2 separate regions of the Homo sapiens genome follow, and region 1 is linked to region 2. Evidence: chromatin loops called from intact Hi-C (ENCODE). Cell type or tissue: natural killer cell. All regions are shown on one strand. Region 1 overlaps LRP8 (LDL receptor related protein 8). Region 2 has its middle 14 kb from the start of DMRTB1.

What was found. A loop is a pair of places that touch in the nucleus more often than their neighbours do. Peaks named below come from ENCODE experiments on the same cell type or tissue, not always from the same donor. Only the 100,000 strongest peaks of a DNase experiment are listed, where the experiment ranks them.
Region 1: it touches region 2 in a loop (6-fold over the local background); 15 of 110 quality-filtered maps call a loop at or near these places.

Annotation. Positions count from the first base shown.
Region 1 is chr1:53,277,195-53,279,694 of GRCh38, forward strand. All of the region lies in intron 4 of LRP8 (LDL receptor related protein 8), which reads right to left. Among named protein-coding and RNA genes, the nearest start is that of MAGOH-DT, 40 kb to the left of the region's middle. RefSeq lists an enhancer at 1,194-1,253. In natural killer cell, CTCF peaks have their summits at 1,210 (motif pointing right) and 1,410; a DNase peak (open chromatin) is centred at 1,217.
Region 2 is chr1:53,472,337-53,474,836 of GRCh38, forward strand. No RefSeq gene overlaps it. Among named protein-coding and RNA genes, the nearest start is that of DMRTB1, 14 kb to the left of the region's middle. In natural killer cell, no CTCF peak of the experiment used is centred here; a DNase peak (open chromatin) is centred at 1,315.

The DNA of each region.
Region 1 (2,500 bases), 200 kb before region 2:
TGGGGGCTGAATGGTGGACGTGCAGTTAGGCATAGCGAAGGCGGGCTTCCAACACGGACATGCTAGGTGACTGGCAACACACCTGCCCTTTGTGAGCCCCCCAGGCCTCACTGGGTAAATGAGCATGAGCATGGTGGGACTAGGAGGGGGATTCCGAAACCTTAGAGCACTGCCTGTCTTGAAGGACCCTGCTATGGTCCCAGGACATGATCTGTTAAATGACACTGACCCTTCCCAGGGACCAGGGTCTGGGGTTGGCTCCTCATAGCATAGCGATGCATAGCATAACCTGCACTGTTCCACCTGAGTCCCCTGGCCTGGTATCCAAGGCGTCTCTTGGGTCAGTCCTGTGGCTCCATCACCTCACTCCTGAATGTTCGCAGCTCCCGCCATGCTAGACCATTTGCTGGGCCCAGTGCACAGGCTCCCACCTCCAAGCCTTTACTCAAGTTGCTCCATCTGCTGGGAACCTACTTCTTGCCCACCACTACATTTTGCAATGATGAGCTCTCATCTTCCAAGGGCCCAAATTCCACCTCTTCCATGACACCCTGGCGTTTCCCCGCTTGGGAAATCTCTGCCTCTGCCCTCGTTTCTGAGCCCCTCAGTCGCGCAGGCGTCTGAGTTTCATGTCCTTTTCAATCTGCCCCAAGAATCCACACTGCCTGGGGGTGTCCCTCCTTTGTCCTGAGGGCCTGGTACAGAGCTCCCTGTAGTGAGTGGGTGTGGAGTGGATGGAACTGGTCTGGCCCAGGTATGAGGTATAATTATGGGATGTGCAGTAATTAAGGACACACGTCATGGCTCTGCTTGGGGCTCTGGGCTTCTCTCTGGTAGGCTAGTCTGAGTTCAGTGGCCGGGAGGAACTTAGAGGCCAGCCAGCCCTATTGCCAGTTTATAGATGGGGAAACTGAGGCCCAGAGAGAGGAGCAGCTTGCCCAGGGTCACACAGTCCATGACAACAAGAGAACCAGAACTCACATTTGGGGCTTTTCTTTCCTACTCTGACTCCTCCTCTTGGCTTTTCTGGTTTTCTCCTCCCTTCCTGGAGTTTTTCCAGCTGTTTTTCAGGGCAGTGACCTCCTCACTTCCCTCCCTCCTGTGCGTCCACACACAGGCCAAGACCTGGCCCCGGGATGGGGGTAGGCCCCGGTGGGGCACTGATGCAGTGGCTGTGGCCAAAGGTGAGGTGGTGGTGGCAGCACCAGATCTTTCCACGTGGGGGCGCCCAGAGTCTGTGTTTTCACTTTCTGATGGAAAAATGTGAATTTTCATTGTTATTGAAGATAAAATAGAGTGATGTCTTCAGTTTCACCAGGTAGGTAGCTCGTGTCATGCGTTTCTGACAGCTCTACCAAGTGTCTGACAGTTGAATTTTTTTCCCCTCCTGGGCTTTTGAGACACTGGGGCATTGGTGGAAAAAGCACATGCTGCCACTGCCACTGCCCCTCAATATTACGCTGACACCTAGATGAGCTCCCTTCCTGCCTGTCCCCACCCAACTTGTGCATGTGCAGGGAGGGTGGACTCACTGCTTTCTGGGAGTTCTGATGGGAAGTGCTTTTTTTTTTTTTTTTTTAATTTTCTTTTTTGAGATGGAGTCTCGCTCTGTCGCCCAGGCTGGAGAGCAGTGGTGTGCTCTCAGCTCACTGCAACCCCACCTCCTGCGTTCCAGTGATTCTCCTGCCTCAGCCTCCTGAGTAGCCACCACGCCCGGCTAATTTTTTTTTTTTTTTTTGTATTTTTAGTAGAGGTGGGGTTTCACCATGTTAGCCAGGATGGTCTCAATCTCCTGACCTCGTGATCCTCCTGCCTCGGCCTCCCAAAGTGCTGGGATTACAGGCATGAGCCACCGCGCCCCGCCTTAATTTTTAATTTTACTTGAAGACTTGGATGGCAAGGAAGTGCTTCTTCATACTGAGTTTTCTCTGAGGTTTTGGAGCCAACAGTAACTTTAAGATCCATATTCTCAGGCCTACGTAGGCCGAGAGACCCTACTCCTAGCACTCACAAACGGAAGAAGCTCTGAGAGATGAGGGGTGGGAGGACTCTTTCCTCTGCCTAGGAGGGTGGAAGCTATAGCATAGAAGCCCAGTAAGACCTTCTGACACCTCTCTCTCCCATAATTAATGGGGAATGTTCCTATTCCAACATGCCCTAGTTGGAGAGACTCCCATCCCTTGCAGTAGCGGCCTTCATATTGGAGGAATCATCTGATTATGGGGCTTGGTAAAGAGGAAAGAGGATTCTCATTGGCCAGTGAGTCCCAGCAAAATTATCACAGCTGAGGAAGTGAGCCAGTGCCATCACTGGGACTTTGAAACTGCTGTTCCCAGCCAGGATCTCCCTCCATACCCAGATGCTTCCTGCTTCAGACACATCAAATTCCAGACTTAGAATCTTAAAGTGTGACGACTCAGACACCTCTGGAGGAGATGGCATTTTCCCTGGGCCAGGAAAGATGGATAGGATGCAAATATAGAGGCTGGCAGAGGGGAGT
Region 2 (2,500 bases):
GTGTGAAACACCTTCTTTGATGGCACCTGTGTCATTGGATGCTTGAAGGCAGTGACCTTTTTGAGACCACGTCAGAGGCTAGAAATGACCAAGGCTCTTTACTTCCTGGTGCTCCCCACATTCCAGGCACTGTGCTGAATGCTTCCTACGCATTCTGTCTCTGAGTCCTCAGAGTGACCCCTCAGGCAGGCACCAAGTACCTCATCTTACAGATGGCAAAACTGAGGCCTACAGAGATTAGATTTTCCCCCTCAGTTGCCCTGTCCATAAGTGGCAAATTCAAGTTCCACCTGAGTGCAGAGCTAAGTTCCTAGCTGCACTGTGCTCTCCTGCTTCTCTGAGAGGGAGTCTTGGGGAAGTGGTCCCCCCAGGACTTGCTGCCCAGCTGGGGTTCAGTGAGTGTGGACCAGTCAAAAGCAAAGAACAACTAGCTTAGGTCCTACACGAGGAATGAAATCATTTCTCAGAAATTTCCAAATCCTTTAATTTCATTTTGAAAATGATGAACAAACAAACATGAAGTTGAGTTTTTAAAAAAAACATGAGTATTAATAGCATATTAAAATTTAAGCCTTGTAGGGCTGGGTGCAGTGGCTCACACCTGTCATCCTAGCACTTTGGGAGGCCGAGGCCGGCAGATCACAAGGTCAGGAGTTTGAGACCGGCCTGGCCAATATGGTGAAACTCCGTCTCTACTAAAAATATAAAAAATTAGCCAGGTGTGATGACCTGTGCCTGTAATCCTAGCTACTCGGGAGGCTGAGGCAGGAGAATCGCTTGAACTCGGGATGTGGAGGTTGCAGTGAGCCGAGATCACGCCACTGCACTCCAGCCTGGGTGACAGAGTGAGACTCCATGTCAAAAAAAAAAAAAAAAAATTAAGCCTTATCCGTTTCACAAAGTAGATGGGAAATTTTTCAGTATTAGTGCTTTTAATTCAAATGTTACCTGGGAAATAGTTTTGATTTTTCCTAGGATAGTTTCTTTTCATGGTTATTTCTTCATCTTTCTCCAGGCTTTTTGTTTGTTTTTGTTTAAACATAATTAATTATAAATATAAATAATGCACAAACATGGTAAACAATTTTAAAGTATGAGCAAGGAACAGATATGTTTTCCCACCTCTATTTCTCATGCTCACTTATATCCTTCAGAGATATCCCTCTTTTTTGTGTCTCTTTCCAGAGATAATTTATACATATAAAAGCTTTTTTAGATTAAATTTTAATTCTGAGGTTGTTATAGATTCATACTCAGTTGTAAGAAATAATACAGAGAAATCCTGTGTACCATTTACCCAGCTCCCCCCGATGGTGACATTGTGCAAAACTACAGTACAACATCACAACCAGAATATTGACATCGATAAGATCCATCCCATTTATTCTGACTCAGTTTTACAGTTCACATTCAAATTAATTTTTGTATCAGGTGTTGAGGTGTAGATTAAGGTTCCTTTTTTTGCCTGTGGATGTCCAGTCGCTCCAGCACCATAGACTCCTCCACTGAATTTCTTGGTGCCTTTGTTAAAAATCAATTGAGCAGATGTATGTGGGCCTATTTCTGGGTTCTCTATTCTGTTCAATTGATCTGTGTTTTGAACAAACACACATACAGTGGCATATGATCCACACTTTTGCATGTCACTATGTTTGTTAACATCAGATCAGGGTTTCTGAGCCTTTTTTTCATGCCATGAACCCCATCGTCAGTCTGGTGAAGCCAGTGACCCCTTCTTAGAGTAGTGATTTAAGTGGATAAAACAAAACGCATAAGGTTATAGAGGAAACCAATTAGGTTTAATACACTTGTCAAAATAGAGAAATACATTTGCCACTTAGTAATACATGTTATTCCTGGCTAACACATTAAATACCAAGGTCTAGCCGTGGATCTAATCACTAGTAATAGTTTCAAAGTAGTGATGTAATTGATCTTTTGAGATACGTGCCACAACCGTAAAGTGAGACGAGAATATCTGTGATTTCTGTCAGTGACCAAGTCACAGCTAATTCTACTGGGGTTTTGGGGCCTACATTCATAATTAAAGGAGACACTGAATTATAGTTAGAGGTTAGTGAAAAATCAAGCTGTGATTCCCTCATCCTAGTTCACAGAGCCCTTAATTCTCTCTAGGACCCCAGTTATGAACTTCAGCATTAGAGCTTGAAGATCCTCACATCTTCTTTCTTGTTAGCAGCTGTGTAGTATTTCGTTGAATTGATGCACCCTTATTTAATCCTACTAAGAGACGTTTAGGTTGTTTCCAATCTTTTGCTATGACTGCTAACTTAATTTCCTGAAGGTTTCTCCTGCTAAGGTTTTCTTCTCAAGCAGGGCCACTACGCCAATCCCACTGCATTCAGGATAGACCCTTAGCCAGTCTGCGGAGGATGTCTGGGTAAGCAGGCTCCAGCCTCACCTCTTACCCCTTCTGGAACTGTCCAGCCTCCATACAACAGCATCCTTTGCTTCTCCCAAGCCTAGGATCAGGGGTTTC